2 separate regions of the Homo sapiens genome follow, and region 1 is linked to region 2. Evidence: read pairs that join two places in POLR2A ChIA-PET (ENCODE). Cell type or tissue: GM12878. All regions are shown on one strand. Each heading gives the region's core, and the rest is flanking DNA. Links, peaks and the distances in the headings are about the cores only.

Region 1 (8,338 bases), core at 291-8,290, 140 kb after region 2:
AAAAAATGTATGTCACATACATACATATTTATGCACTTACATGCATACCAAAGGATTAAAAGTATGCAACTAACAGTGACCTCTGGGCATTATTCTGCATAATTTTGTGTTATTTGACGATTTCTGTGAGACCATATTTATATATTTCTTGTGTAACTTATAGATCCCAAGAAAAGCAAGCTAATAAACGCACTAGGTTAAAACTGAGTAAAAATAAGTTTTAAAAAGCACTTTATACTTTACAAAAATCCTTTAACATATTACTTAACTTGATCCCCACAATAAGCTTTAGAAATTACAGTAGTGTCCTTACTTTTAAAGAGAGAACAGACTCAAGTAGTTATTAATCCACAGTTAATAAATGCAGAGCCACACGCCTGTAATCCCAGCACTTTGGGAGGCCGAGGCGGGTGGATCACGAGATCAGGAGATGGATACCATCTTGGCTAACACAGTGAAACCCATCTCTGCTAAAAATACAAAAACAAAATTAGCCAGGCATGGTGGCGGGCGCCTGTAGTCCCAGCTACTCGAGAGGCTGAGGCAGGAGAATGGTGTGAACCCAGGAGACGGAGTTTGCAGTGAGAGATCACGCCACTGCACTCCAGCCTGGGCGTCAGAGCGAGCTCCATCTCAAAAATAAAATAAAATAATAAATGCAGAGCCAAAACAGAAACATGGTCCCAACTCTAAATTCAATGTTTATACTACAGCACCTCCAAAAACTGAAAACACTGGCATCTATACCAAGGCATTCTCTCTCTCTGCAGTGCTTCTGGTTCCTGTGAAAGTTCAAAGTGCAGAGGAAAAGGCAGTAGAATAGGAGTCAAAAGACCTGGATTCTAGTCTTGACTACACCACCACTAAGACTTCATGATAAGTCAAACTCCACAACAGTAATTATCTGTAGCTGCACAACAGATTCAACAGTGATGCTTTTAAAAAATACTAACTACCCAGGCCTGACCTCTAGAGATTAAGACTTAATTGGTCTGGGCTATCAGGACTTCTATTAAAAGCTCCCCAGGTTATTCAAGAACCACAGCTTTAAGACTTAGTAGCCTTGGCCAGGCACAGTGGCTCATGCCTGTAATCCCAGCACTTTGGAAGGCAGAGGCAGGAGGACGGCTTGAGCCCAAGAGTTCAAGACCAGCCTGGGCAAGATGGCAAAACCCCATCTCTTAAAAAAAAAAAAAAATTAACCAGGCATGTTGGCAGACAACTGTAGTCCCAGCTACTCAGGAGGCTGAGGTAGGAGGATGGCTTGAGCCAGGGAGGTAGAGGTTGCAGTGAGCCAAGATCTCAGCACTGCACGACAGCCTGGGTGACAGAGCCAGACCCTGCTAAAAAAAAAAAAAAATACTTAATAGCCTTGCCTGATAAAAATAAAAAATGTTAAAAACCATGTGTGCTACATACTTCACATAGTTGAAGGAAGAATGCAATAATATATAAACAACAAAATGCCTTAGAAATGCAAAGGAATTATTATTTATTAATTTAAACATGTACTAAACTTGTATGCTCCACTGGGATAGAGAGAAGCTGAGAAACTACCATGTCATCAAACAACTACTGAGCAGTGAGAAAAGGCACACAGACGACACAAAGGCAGTCATGACTAATAACCTCAGGGTCTCAAAGTGCCTACGGGCAATAGTGGAAAGAGGGCTTTGAAAAGGCCGTGCAGAGGAGACTCTTGAGCTAGATTTTGGCATTATCGACAGTGGGGCACAGCATAGGTAGGCAAGTAATTCAAGATGTTCTAGGCCCAGCAGGGTGGCTCATGCCTGTAATGGGATGAGCTGGGGCACTTTGGGAGGCTGAGGCAGGAGGATTGCTTGAGCCCAGGAGTTCAAGACTAGCCTGTGCAACATGTGAGACCCTGTTTCTACAAAAAAATAAATTAGCCAGGCATGTGATGTGGTCCCAGCTACTCAGCAGGCTGAGATGGGAGGATGGCTTGAGCCCAAAAGGTCAAGGCTGCAGTGAGCCGTGATCGCACTACTACACTCCAGCCTGGGCAACAAGAAAAAAAAAAATTGGCCTAGCATGGTGGCTCATGCCTGTAATCCCAGCACTTTGGGAAGCTAAGGCAGGTGCATCACTTGAAGCCAGGAATTCGAGACCAGCCTGGCCAACATGGGTGAAACCCATCCTCTACTAAAAATACAAAAATTAGCTGGGTGTGGTGGCATGCGCCTGTAGTCCTGGCTACTGGGGAGGCTGAGGCATGAGAATCGCTTGAGCCCAGGAGGCAGAGGTTGCAGTGAGCCAAGATCGCACTACTGCACTCCAGCCTTGGCTACACAGTGAGACTCTGTCTCAAAAAAAAAAAAAAATTGATGTTCTGCTGGAATATGCAGATGATGTGCTGTAGGCCAGAGGTTCTCAGCAAGAGGTCTCAGGGCTCTGAGGAGTCTGCAAGGTCATAATTATGTTAATAATAAAACCAAGACACATAATCACCAAAAATTAGAAACAACCCAAATATCCTTTAACTGGTAAGTGCACAAACTGTGATATATTCATATACTGGGACAGGACTCAGCAATAAAAATAAATTAGTGACACACACAACACAACTGAATCTCAAATGTCTTATGTTAAATGAAAGTAGCCAGATTCAAAAGGCTATATACTGTATAATTCCATTTATACGACAGTCATGAAACGGCCAGACTAAGGGTGGGAAGAGAAAATAGGTCAGAGGGTGCAGGGGTTGGGGAGGGGAACATTTGGGAAAGATGGAAATGTTTCATATCTGCACTGTATTTACAACCATATGTGTTTACATTAAAAAGGGTGGGTTTCCCTGAATATGAATTAAACCTTGATAAATCTAACTTTCAAAAATAACGTCACTTGCCTTTTTCACTCCCGTTAAGAGTACAGTGTTTGCCAGAAGCCACATGACTGTGATGATGCCATCATTCTGCAACTAAGGAATGTGTGCTTGTATATTCTTAGGTTTTATATTTTCTCCATTTTAATACTTCTAATACAGTAAATAGTCATGAATGTAACAGACATAAACAAAAACTCTCCTGAGTCCCCAATAATTTTTTAACAGCGTAAAAGGTTTCTGAGACCAAGAGAGTTTCAGAACCACTGCTGTAGATAAGGAGGAGGCCCTGAAGTGTTCTAGCAAGGGAAACAGGAAAGAAGAACTGATGGAGGGAAACTAGTAAAGAAGTAATTACAGGATCTGATTAAGGCTGATCCCGGGACTAGAAAGAAAATAGGTCCACACATCATCTGTACCTTGTTATAAATCCCAAGCCTGTTTCTGGGCTGACACTTTGCTGGTGCATTCAAGTTTTGCAAACTAATTTCTGTTAACTGGTAATATAGTTAGGAAATAAAATCTGCTATAGGAGTCATCCTACAACACATTACTAATCAGTGATTTGTGGATTATTTACTCAGTTGCCAATGTCCTTCTTCAAAAGATGACAATCATTTAAAATTGACCTTTACACATTTTGAGCTTGAAAATTAAGCATCCTAAAGAGGCTCAAAAACTAACTTATAAGTGATTCAGTACCTCATGATCAATTAGGCAAATTAGGTAGTTGTTTAAAAAGCCAATGTGTTACTTCTCTAAAATATGTTTTCACTTGTATCCAGAAACACTATGACAATCTCAACTCAGCACAATTTTTTCTATGCAATGTGGTTTTCTGGATGGGAGGGGAGGGTGATTACGTTGTTTCTGTCTTTGTTTGGCATAGTTCCCTTTCCTCCTAGGGAAAACTCATTTCTAAATACAAGCTCTGTAAATTCCAAATTATTTCAAGTACAGATCTTTTTCTACAGTCTTCTCATACCCAGAACTATTATAGTACTTTGGTATGCCACAGAGAGGTAGAGAAATTATTCTTAAAACCATCCATGTCTTTAAGCTTTAAGCAAACAGAAAACAGATTGACTGATGACAGCTTGATCAATCAATCACTGGATGAAGGTGATAAGTATTAGAAGAAAGGATAATCCCTTTCCCAAAAAAGGTAAATACAGTTTTACAAGCCATTTTAAATGAGTGAGACTGTGAGTGTGCGTGTGTGTGCACACGTAACTGCCATTACATATTGCTTCTCTAATTGTTTTAAGTAACCAACCCCACTAACACCTCAGCTAATACCAAACAGATGGAAATCTGTCTGGAGAATTCAAGTTGCCACTTTTCAAAAAATTCACCTATACTTCTATTACAGAAGCCTGAGAAACTCCAGACTCCTGCAAAAGTATCTGTGAATTATTAAGATAAAGTGAAATTACATCGTTACCTGAAAGTATAGTCCTTTGATTCTACTTTTCATAAAAATCTTGGAAATTAGACTACAGTCAACACTACAGGATATTTTAATTGGAAATTTCACCTAAAGATTGAAAAGGGGGAAATAATTCATCTGAAATACATGCAAAGATTGAAAAGGGGGAAATAATTAATTTGAGATACATGTACAATGCAGATAAAAATATCAATTTGATCAAAGATGAAATTTCCGTAAATTTGTTAAAGCCAAATGGTTTCTGCAGGAAACCTGTTTTCTGTGACTCAAATCCAAAATGGAAAACGTGGGTGGTTCTTCCTGTCTCACCATTAGAGTCAGCCAATTGGCTGGTGAAGCTTTCACACAACTTCAGCTCAAACCCCAGCCTTCCATCTGCTTTAACACTGCCATACCTTAGTGGAATGAAAGAGGAATAAAGGCTTTCTCTAGCCTCAAAGGAAGTCTTTCACAGGGAACCTTTGGTTTATTCTATCTACACCATACTTGATCAAACTGCCCATTTTTTAAAACTTCAAATCCAAAAGATGTGATAAATAGTACGAGCTAAATCACAAAATAATTCAAGGGCATTAAAACTATCTCTGATTGTGGAGCTGATTTCTAAAAAAACAGCAAACTCATCTCTCAAGTACGAAACTCCAGTGGCAACACACATGCCGGCTCCTTGAACACAGCAGCATCTCTTCCCCAGCCACATGGCACTCACCATTTGCCATGACGGGCCGCCAACAGAGACCACATGTGAACTTCTAAACATGTGACTCCACCAGAATGGAGTATGAACCCAATATTTCTGTAGGGTATGTCTGCGTGTCCACCTAAAGCTACTAAATTAGCTAGTGTGACGCATTTAACTGAAAATATCACACGCAACAGTATGCCTTCAGTGAGAAAAGACCACTAGTACATGATACTAGCATGGTAAAACAATTGTGCATACACTGCTGCCCAACTGAATCTTAAATCCTTAAAGCACTGGAAAACCTGCTAGTGCAAGACAATAAAAATTCAGGCAGCTGCTTCCAATGGTGATGTAAGGACCCCACATGGCAAACTGCTCAGGGGTAGCTACTGTCCAGTTCCTAAAGATTCCAGGCCCACTTAAAAATCCTAAGGTCTCAGGAGGCTTTTTTCTCAAAAACTGCTAAAAGGCTCATACAGTTCACCCCACGTAGTAGAAAAAGGCCCTTGATAGGCCACCAGTGACTGCACAGCAAGTTCTTACGTAATGACTTATCTGGTAGTCACACAGGAAAACCCGTTGACCAGGATAAAGTGAGGGGCCCAGGTTCTCAGATAGCCATCTCAAGGGAACTGTTGTTACATGGAGCCACTGAAATGTGAAATACACACACACTATTTGTAAATGTGAATTTTAGAAAGTATATGTATGGAAGCACTAAGCATATCATGAACAAATACAGACCATAAGCTTGTAGAGCCAAAAAAGACCCAATACCCCATTACCACTGTAATACTCTTAATTTTACCAATAAAATTAAGTCAAAACCTCCTGACTGCCAGCCCAGTGCTCCTAATAGTACACCTGCTTTCTTATCAACTGTGAAAACTACATTTTGGAGTATACTAAAATTGAGTTACAACTCAGTTGCATGATCAATATCTCATTTAACCATGTGCTGCAAAAGCAAAATTTACATAAAAGATTAAGAAGTAAAAACCTTTATCATATCCCTAGTGAAGGGGGAAGGGTACAGTGAGGTTTGCTGTCTTTCTCCATACCAGTATAATTTTATCCTCAGGAAAAAAAAATATATATAAACTATATATACAAATCATCTCTCTTTTCAAAAACTGCTGCCAAAACCAGTACATCTAGGAAAAAGACACAAAATATGATGTCTTACTACCCTTACGAAGAATGGCATAAATAACAATCCTTTCTTAAGGTTTAAAATATTTTCTAAGTTTTTTTCACTGTGCTATCATTAATTTCCTCTAATGTAATTTTAGAACAGATCAAGTAGATACATTTCCTCATTTCAGTTTCTTTAAAACTTTGATTTGCTGACACTTCTTCTAAGACAATAATCAACAGTGATCTCTCATTCTGTTCATTTTCTCAACTTCCAAAAGGCAATTCCTCAAGTAAGCACATTTTTGCAAGACTAAAATAATGCACATACTTACACACATAAAAAGAGAAAGACATAAATACTTTGTATAGGATGAAATAACTGCGTGACTTTTGAAATTTTTAAGATAAAATGCAGACCTCAAAACAAGTTCGTAATTGCTCCCTGGGTTATCTCCAAAGAGAGGCTTGTACATTCGTCTCCTATTGATACTTCAGTGAAAATCTGTGACAAAAATTCATCCCAACTCTGCCGTTAACTAGCTGTGTGATAGATACTGGGCAGGTCGTGTAAGCTTTGGACTTAGGCTCATATAAAAAGTTGGCATATCTGATTTCTATAGTATTTTCTAGGTTTCTTAATATCTTCCTAAGACATTATCTATCATCTTTATTGTCACTGAATTCTAAAGGTCAAATATATCTTTAGATAATAAAAATAACCATTCATAAACTACCTTACGCCCTAGAACTCAATAGAAGACTACCATCAGCTTATCTGAAACCTTTAGAACATTATAAGCTTTATCTTCATTAAATGTTATCGCTTTGTCTCATGTTTTAGCATTTTGTAAAAAGTTTAGATTAGTAGAAATGTACTCTCACATCTAGATGACCCCGAAGCACTGTTCAACTCTCACAAGATGGGAGATCTTGATGCCTTCACTTCCTTCCTCATCCATCCTCCATCACCACAGTACCCTCATACCCTGAAACTCAACTTTTTGGGCCACAATGTTGACAACAAAAACCTTTTAAACCACTTATGTTAAAAATCAGCTACATGTCCAAGTCTGTATCTGAGAATCTCTGTATGCATTTTTATCATTTAGTACTCTCGATTTTAAGATCTAAAGAACCAGTTCCATTGATAATATCTGCATAATCTCATGACTCTTCATCTGAATCTGAGTTCCCTGTTTATTGCCAAACAAGCAAGGAGGTTCCAGAAAACTGTATACAACACAACTCATGCACTTACTTTCTTTATATACCAACTGATGATTTTGCCATCCTCAATTAAGTCAATTAAAAAAACAACCAGTAGGACTGAGAATCTGTCATTTTACCAGTAGGAATCCCAAAAAGCAGCTGCTTTTGCCAAGTTCATTCATTCAACACATTTATTATCTACTATGTGGCAGGCACTTTTTATTTTTCATCCTGGGGATATATAAACAGACAAAAGTCCCTGCCTTCATATGCTCTACTGAAGAAGATGACACACCATAAATAGAAACCATAATAGACAAATTATATGGAGGAGATGTACATATAAGGTGTATTAGTCTGTTCTCATGCTGCTAATAATGACATACCCGAGACTGGGTAATTTATAAAGAAAAAGAGGTTTAGTGGATTCACAGTTCCACATGGCTGGGGAGACCACACAATCATGGCGGAAGGTGAAGGAAGAGCAAAGTGACATCTTACATGGCGGCAGGCAAGAGAGCGTGTGCAGGGGAACTGCCCTTTATAAAACCATCAGATCTCATGAGACTTATTCACTATCATGAGAACAGCACAGGAAAAACCTGCCCCAATGATTCAGTTACCTCCCACTGGGTCCCTCCCACAATATGTGGGGAATATGAGAACCTCAATTCAAGATGAGATTTGGGTGGGTACACAACCAAACCATACCATAAGGTCAGAGGGGATACATGCTTGATATGGTTTAGATCTGTGTCCCCACCCAAATCTCAAGTTCAATTTTAATTCCCAGTGTTAGAGGTGGGGCCTGGTGCAAGGTGACTGGATTTTAGGGGTAGATCCTTCATGAATGATTTAGCACCATCCCTTTGGTGCTGTTCTCAAGTTCTCACGAGATCTGGTTATCTAAAAGTGTATAGCACCTTCCCACTCTCTCTCTTCCTCCTGCTCCAGCCATGCAAGACGTGCCTGCTTCCCTCTGCCATGACTAAAAGTTTCCTGAGGCCTCCCC
Region 2 (8,338 bases), core at 223-8,222:
CTACTAAAAACACACACACACACACACAAAATTGCCAGGCATGGTAGCATGTGCCTGTAGTCTCAGCTACTCGGGAGGCTGAGGCATGAGAATCACTTAAACCCTGGAGGCGGAGGTTACACTCCAGCCTGGCAACACAGCGAGACTCTGTCTCAAATATATATATATATATATATATATTTTTTTTTTTTTTCAAGTATCTCAAAGGCTCTCATGATAGTAAAACCAAAATAGCCAAATAAAAGCATCAGTCCATGAAGGTAAAATGGTTTTTAAGAACAACCATGGCTAATACTGAAGAATTCTAATTACTTGTTAGCATACCAGGCTACAATATGACACACAGAAGAAAAAAAAAAAAAAGCTATGTTCAATGAAGATTTTTTTTTTTTTTTTTGGAAACAGGGTCTTACTATGTCGCCCAGGGTAGAGTGTACTGGCAGTTCACAGCAGCCTCTACTTCCCGGGTTCAAGTGGCCCTCCCACCGCGGCCTCCCGAACAGTTGGGACTATAGGCACATGCCAACATGCTCAGCTAATTTTTGTATTATTTATTTATTTATTTATTTTGTAGAGACGGGGTTTCGCCATGGTTTGAGACCCAGGCTGGTCTCAAACTCCTGGAAATCAAGCAATCCTCCCACCTTGGCCTGCCAATGTGCTGGGATTACAGGCATGAGGCCACTGTGCCCAGACTTCAATTAATTTTTTAATGAAGCTTTTATAAAAACTGAAACGTACAAATTCTACATGTACATCTTTTAGAACTTTCAGAAACTGAACCGACCACTGTAACTACTACTCGATCAGGAAAGAGAACATTACCAACACCTCAGAAGCCACCCTCATAAGTCCTCAGTAACCTCCAGTGCTAACAACCATTTTGACTTCCAGCACCACAGATTAGTTCTGCCTGTTTTTGTATGGTCACTTTACAACATGGGAAAAGCAATTTATTTAAATGGGGTCAGAGAATATGTACACTTTCTTATGTCTTCTTTTGTTTCACATTGTGAACTTCATCTTTGTTGCTATGGAAAGCAAAATACTACAGAGGATTTCACCATTTATCTTTTTTCTTCATATATATTTATTTTTATTTATTTATTTATTTTTGAGACAGGGTCTCGCTCTGTCACCCAGGCTGGAGTGCAGTGGCTTCAACATGGCTCACTGTAGCCTCGACTCCTGGGCTCAAGCGATCCTCCCACCTCAGCCCCCCAAGTAGCTGGGACCACAGATGCACACCACTGCACCCAGCTAATTTTTAAAATTTTTTATAGAGATGACGTCTAACTATGTTCCCCAGGCTGGTTCAAACTCCTGAGCTGAAGCAATCCTCTTGCCTTGGCCTCCCAAAGTACTGGGATTACAGGCCTGAGCCGCTGCACTCGGCACCTTTTAATGTTTTTGTTTTGTTTTGTTTTTGGAGGCGGAGTTTCGCTCTTGTTGCCCAGGATGGAGTGCAATGGCACGATCTCGGGTCACCGCAACCTCTGCCTCCCGGGTTTAAGCAATTCTGCTACCTCAGCCTCCTGAGTAGCTGAGATTATAGGCATGCGCCACCATGCCCAGCTAATTTTGTATTTTTAGTAGAGATGGGGTTTCTCCATGTTGGTCAGGCTGGTGTCAAACTCCCGATCTCAGGTGACCCGCCCGCCTTGGCCTCCCAAAGTGCTGGGATTACAGGAGTGAGCCACTGCACCCTGCCCCCTTCTAACTTTTGATGAACATTTTGTTCTATTCTAGTTTGATGCAAGCACAAATAATGCTGCTATAAACACTTTTGGCATATTCTTTGGGGCACAGATGTGTGTGTTTCCATTGTATCTGTACACCTGGTAGTGGAACTGCTGGGTCAAAAGTTCTAGCAATTTTACTCCCACTAGCAGGGTGTATAAGTTGCAATTTATACTTCCACGAGCAGAGCTGTCCAATTGCTCTACACTTGGAGTTATCTTTTTCATTTGTTCTACTGGTAAGAATATAATAATACAACTGTGGCTTTAATTTGCGCTTCCACCATATGATTTTGAGGGCCTTTTAAGAGGCTTATTTTATTGTCCAAATGAGCATCTTCTTTTGTGAATTGCTTCTTCAAGTCTTAGATCTTTGGCTGGGGGAAGGCAAGAGGGAGGGAGTGTCACGCTTTTATTGATTTGTAGCTCTTTATGTATTGTGGTTATGAGTGCTCTGTTGGATGTATGTGTTGCAAATATTTCCTCCCACTCTGTAACTTGCCTTTTTGCTCTTAATTTTTATTTTGTTGAAGAGAAATTCTTAATTTTAATGTTCAACTTATCAATGTCTTCCTTTATCTAGTTAATCTCAATGACACTCAAACACTACGTCCAAATGTCAAAAAAAGGAATGTTTAGACTAATTCAACTAATATTAGCATGTTTATAATAGATATTTTAAAGAAGTTTATGCAAAGATTTTAATTTCTAACAAATTTGGCATAATTGCTCAATAAAAAAGAACCTTAGGGCTTATTTTAGTGAAAAATGGTTAGGAACTGAATCTCTGGTTTCTGGTGGGACACATATCAATGACCTCCTTCTCAATTAAACGATTTTAAATTTCTATTCTCATTCAAACAATTTTGCACAGTGGCTCTTAAAGACAGGTTTTGCTTTAATATCATGAAGAAACTGAGAATCTAAGTAATGTGAAACAAAACAAATCAAAAAAGCCCCCCAAAACAAATTACACCCCTGAATATCTCATTACTAAAATTAGGGCAATGATTATTTAGCACATCAATCACCTTTTTTTTCCTTTTGCTAATTTCTATTGCTATCCTATTTCACATCCTGAAATGAGAACCAAAAATAACTGAGGAAAATAAAGCTGTTAGATTGATAATTTAAGATATGATATTTGCATAACAAATTACCATATTATGATACAATTACATATTCCTTAAACAAGAACTTGCTTGACAGGATGAGGCATGCAAAGCAGCAAAGTACTTTAAAAACTTGAGAAAAAATCTGGTCAACAATACGCAAGCAGATGTTGTGCTTATATAAATTACATACATAGGAAGAGTTTCCTTTTCTCTCTCTGTATAGATATATACATATTTTTGAGACAGGGTCTCACTGTGTCATCCAGGCTGGAATGCAGTGACACGATCATAGCCCACTACAGCCTCAACCTCCGCAGGCTCAGGTGATCCTCCCACCTCACCCTACCAGGTAGCTACAGGCACGTGCCACCTCCTTTTCTATTTTTATAATCTTTGATTAAACTAACAATCTACTAATCAAGTTTTATTTATAATAAAAGCATCAAAATGACTTGATGAATGTGGGAAAGAATCAACCCTGCAAACCATGATTTAAATGTTTCTTTTATGCAATAACAACTTGAGGAATATACTTTTTCTTGTCACTTGTTAGATTAGTGTTAATGACAAATCATATAAACCCTATCATTTGAAGAATCTGAAGTATCCTAATTTTCCCAAAATGCTTTTCAGCAAAAGTATGCAATACTACATCATCAAAAATTAATAAATTAATATAAGCCTTGTAAAGAACATTTGATAACCTATGGTTAAACAGCACAAACAAAAAGCCTACTTCATCCTGTCCTGACTAGTCACAAACAGTAATACCTCACTTATCAAGAAAGCTCCATCTGAAAAATTCTACTCACCACATCACGGACTAGAAAAAGCAGCAAAAGAGTTGGTAGGCAAATTACATAAAGAAAAAACAAAAACTACCCAAACTCAAGATTGTTCAACAGCATCCATATAATTCTGAAAATAGTAGAATATGTACTGCATGGAATACTGTTTATTCAGCTCATAGACAATGCTCACTGCACACACAGATTCACACTCACAGACTCCTCAGATGAATTTCAGGGCCCCCAGTTTGGAGGAGCACTAAAACAGATGTTACAGAGTTTATGTACTTTCCTTAGAGAAGAGCTCTTGGGGAATTTACTGAGAAGCACTTCACTATTTTTTTTCAAACATGATTCTTATAGCCTTATTCATGATCATTTCATAAAAGCAGTAAACCAAAAACCGAATGGAAGTGGAAGCACTGCCAGAATCAGGCATGCTAACAGCAGAAAAGGAATGCCTGAAAGAGACATAAGCAGCCTTACACCACTCAATAGTCATTGCTAGCTTCCCTGTAATTTCAAACCCATATGAAAATTACAGTTCATACAATGACTTTGTTATCAAGAAAAGATTGTATTTTTAAGTGTACCTAAAATAAGATTTCTCAGAAAAGGTTAACATAGCAAATTTAAAGCTTAAAGAGGACACTCCACCAAAGAGGTACAAAGATAGCAAATACATGAAAGATGTCTGAAACCACCATTAGCCATTAGGGAGATGCAAATTAAAGTCATAAGAAGATCCCACTCACACCTATTAAAATGGCCAAAATTTAAAATGCTGGCAATACCATGTAGTGGCAAGAATGGGAAATGAGAACTCTCCAACATTGCTGGTGAGAACGAAAAATGATACAGTCACTCGTGAAAGTGGTTTGGCAGTTTCTCATAAAGCACTTACCCTATGACTCAGAAATCATGCACCTGGGCATCTATCCTAGAGAAATGAAAGCTTACATTAACAGAAAAATCTGGACACAAATGTTCATAGCAGCTCTATTCACAATCACTCAAAACTGGCAACAACTCAAGTGTCCTTCAACAGGTGATTGTATAAGCAAATTGGTATATCCACACAATGGAATATCCTGAAATAAAAAGCAACTACTGATACATGCAACAGCTTGGATGAATCTCAAAGGCAAGCTTAGTGAAAGCAGCTAGTCTTGGAAGATTATATACTGTATGGCTCCACTTATATAACATCCCAATTTATTAAGTTAAGTGACATTCTTTAAAAGAAAAAACTACAGGAATGGATGGCAGATCAGTGGTTGCCAGAGATTATAGGTAGGCAAAGAGGTGACTATAAAGGGGTAGCATGAGGGAGTTTTAGGGGGTTACAAAACTCTTCTGAATCTTTATTATAATGAAAGTCACAAAAATCCATACATGTATTTAAATTCCTGGGATTGTATATGTGTATGATCATTTAGAACGGTATGGGCCAGGTGTGGTGGCTCACATCTGTAATCCCCAGCATTCTGGGAGGCCAAGGAAGAACGATCCCTTGAGTCTAGGAGTTCAAGACCAGCCTGGGCAATATAGCAAGACCCCATTGTAATAAAAATAAATAAAACTGTAGGATCTTTTTTTTTGTTTTTTTGTTTGTTTGTTTTTTGAGATGGAGTTTTGCTCTTGTTGCCCAGGCTGGAGTGCAGTGGCGTGATCTCAGCTCACTGCAACCTCTGCCTCCTGGGTTCAAGTGATTCTCCTGCCTCAGCCTCCTGAGTAGCTGGGATTACAGACACGCGCCACCATGCCCAGCTAATTTCTGTATTTTAGTAGAGGTGGGGTTTCACCATGTTGGCCAGGATGGTCTCAATCCCCTGACCTCATGATCCTCCTGCCTCGGCCTCCCAAAGTGCTGGGATTACAGGCGTGAGCCACCGCGCCCAGCCCAGGATCATTTTTAAAGGATTCTCTTTTTAGTTTAAGATAAAAACATTACTGGAGAAAAAGAGGGACAATTTATAATGATAAAAGGGTCATCAGTGAAATATAATAATTAAAAACCTACATGCAACCTAACAACAGAGCACCAAAACAAATGAAACAGAACTGAGAGAGACAATTCATTAATAATTGAAGACTTCAAAACTCCACTCTAAATAATTGACAGAATAACCAGACAAAACATCAGCAAGGGTATAAACACTAGACAGTATAATTAACCATACTGACTTAACTGACATCTATAGAAAACTTCATCCAACAACAGCAGAATACACATTCTTTTTAAGGTCCAGGTTAGACCATTTGCAATGTCACAAAACAAGTCTCAAATTTAGAAGGATTGAAATAATATAAAATATGTTTGCTGATCACAAAGAATTAAAATCTACAATCAAAAGAAATTTGAGAAATCTCCAAATACTTGAAAATCAAACAATAACATCCAAACAACCCATGGGTCAAAGAAAAAAAAAATCACAAGCAAAATTAAGAAATATATTTATTATCATCATTAATACAATTTTTATTTTTAGACATGGAGCCTCGCTATGTTGCCCAGACTGGCCTTGAACTCCTTGGTGCAAGTGATCCTCCTGCTTCAGCTTCTTGAGTAGCTGGGACCACAGGCATATGCCACCACACCCAGCTCAAAATTTTAAAATACCTTAAACTGAATAAAAACAAAAATACAACATGTCAAAATTTATGGGATGCAGCTAAAGCTGTGGCTAAAGACAATTTTATAGCTTTTTTTTTTTTTTTCTTTTTTTTTAAGACAGGATCTTGCAGGCTAGAGTGCAGCAGCAAGATCATGGCTAACTACAGCAGTCTCAAGCAATCCTCCCAACTCAGCCTCCCAAGTAGATGGGACCACAGGCACATGCCATTAAACCCAACTGATTCTTTTTTTCTTTCTTCTTCTTTTTTTTTTTTTTTTTTTTTTTTTTTGTAGAGATGGAGTGTCACTATGTTACCCAGGCTGGTCTCGAACTCCTGGCCTCAAATGATCCTCCCACCTTGGCCTCTCAAAGTGCTGGGATTACAGGTGTGAAACACTGCTCACAGCTGAGAATTTTATAGCTTTAAACTTAAACCTATTTTAGAAAATAAGAAAGATCTCAATCGTCTTCACTTTAAGAAACTAAACAGTAAAGTAACCCCAAGCAAGCCAAAAGAAAGAAGTTAAAGTTTAGAGCAAAACCCAATGAAACTGAAAACAGAAAAACAGTAAAAGTCAATAAAACCAAAAGCTGGTTCTTTGAAAAAGTAAATAAAATAGACAAAGCTTTATTTAGATTGACCAAGAAAAAAAGAAAATTATCCCCCCCAAAATTACCAAAATCAGGAATAAATGAGGGAGCATCACTATTGACCCTACAGTATAAAATATAAATATATTTTAAATATATAAAAGAAAATATAAAAACAGTATGCCATCAAATTAGACAAATTAGATTAAATGGACAAATTCCTAGAGAGACATAAATAACCAATACCAACTCAAGAAGAAACAGAAAATCTCAATATACCTAAAACAAGAAATTGAATTACTAATTAAAAATCTTCCCAAAAAGAAAATACCAGGACTAGATGGCTTCACCATGGAATTCTATCAGATACATAAAGAAACAATGCCAATTCTTCACGAACTCTTCTAGAAAACAGAGAAAGAGACAACACTTCCCAGCTCATTTTATATTACCACAATACTAAAGCCAGACAAGAGCATTACAAAATAAGAAAACAATGAACCAATATTCCTCAAGAATTTACAAACAAAAATTCTCAATTAAAAAATCCTCTGTCTGGGTGCAGTGGCTCCCACCTGTAATTCCAGCACTTCTAGGAGGCCAAGATGGGAGGATCAACTGAGCCCGAGAGTTCAAGATCAGCCTGAGCCAGGCGCAGTGGCTCATGCCTGTAATCCCAGCACTTTGGAAGGCCAAGGCAGGTGGATCACGAGGTCAGGAGTTTGAGACCAGCCTGACTAAACATGGTGAAACCCTGTCTCTACTAAAAATACACAAAGTAGCCAGGCAAGGTGGTGCACACCTGTAGTCCCAGCTACTCGGGAGGCTGAGGCAGGAGTAACCAGCCTGGGCAATATAGTAAGGTCCCATCTCTACAAAAAATTTTAAAAATTAGCTGGATGAGGTTGCGTGTGCCTATAGTCCCAGCTACTATTGAGGCTGAAGCGGGAGGATCGCTTGATCCTAGGAGGATGAGGCTACAATAAGCCAAGATCATATCACTGCACTCCAGCCTGGGTGACACAGTAAGTAAGACCCTGTCTCAAAAAAAAAAAAAAAAAGAAAAGAAAAGAAAATCTCAATTAGATACTATGACCAAACGGGATTCATCTTAGCAAGTATGGTTTAACATCCAAAAATCAATTATTATAACCTCCAAAAGTCAATTAATTTAATACAACATATTAATAAAGGACAAAAAGCCACACGATTATATCAATATATACAGAAAAAGCACTTGAAAAATTTAATTCAACACCACTAATGATTTAAAAAGAAAAAGAAAAAAAGCCTTAGTAAACCAGGAACATAAGGGAACTTCCTCAGCCTGAACAAACATCATACCAACAGTAAAAGACTGAAAGCTTTCCCTCTAACATCAGGAACAAAACAAGGACGTCCACTGTCACCATTTCTATTCAACAATCCAATGAAGATTCTAACTGTTACAAGAAGGCAAAACAAAATAAAACAGAACAAAAATTAAA

Evidence for each region. ChIA-PET counts read pairs that join two places held together with the same protein. Peaks named below come from ENCODE experiments on the same cell type or tissue, not always from the same donor. Only the 100,000 strongest peaks of a DNase experiment are listed, where the experiment ranks them.
Region 1: POLR2A ChIA-PET joins it to region 2 with 7 read pairs; 4 of 35 experiments call an interaction of 5 or more read pairs at or near these places.

The regions. Positions count from the first base shown.
Region 1 is chr14:71,358,753-71,367,090 of GRCh38, reverse strand. All of the region lies in intron 2 of SIPA1L1 (signal induced proliferation associated 1 like 1), which reads right to left. Among named protein-coding and RNA genes, the nearest start is that of SNORD56B, 35 kb to the left of the region's middle. In GM12878, for the core only: no CTCF peak of the experiment used is centred there; a DNase peak (open chromatin) is centred at 3,670; H3K4me3 peaks cover 535 bases; H3K27ac peaks cover 3,404 bases.
Region 2 is chr14:71,494,098-71,502,435 of GRCh38, reverse strand. The region is part of intron 2 of SIPA1L1 (signal induced proliferation associated 1 like 1); the gene reads right to left. Among named protein-coding and RNA genes, the nearest start is that of SNORD56B, 100 kb to the right of the region's middle. In GM12878, for the core only: no CTCF peak of the experiment used is centred there; a DNase peak (open chromatin) is centred at 4,495; H3K4me3 peaks cover 665 bases; H3K27ac peaks cover 4,930 bases.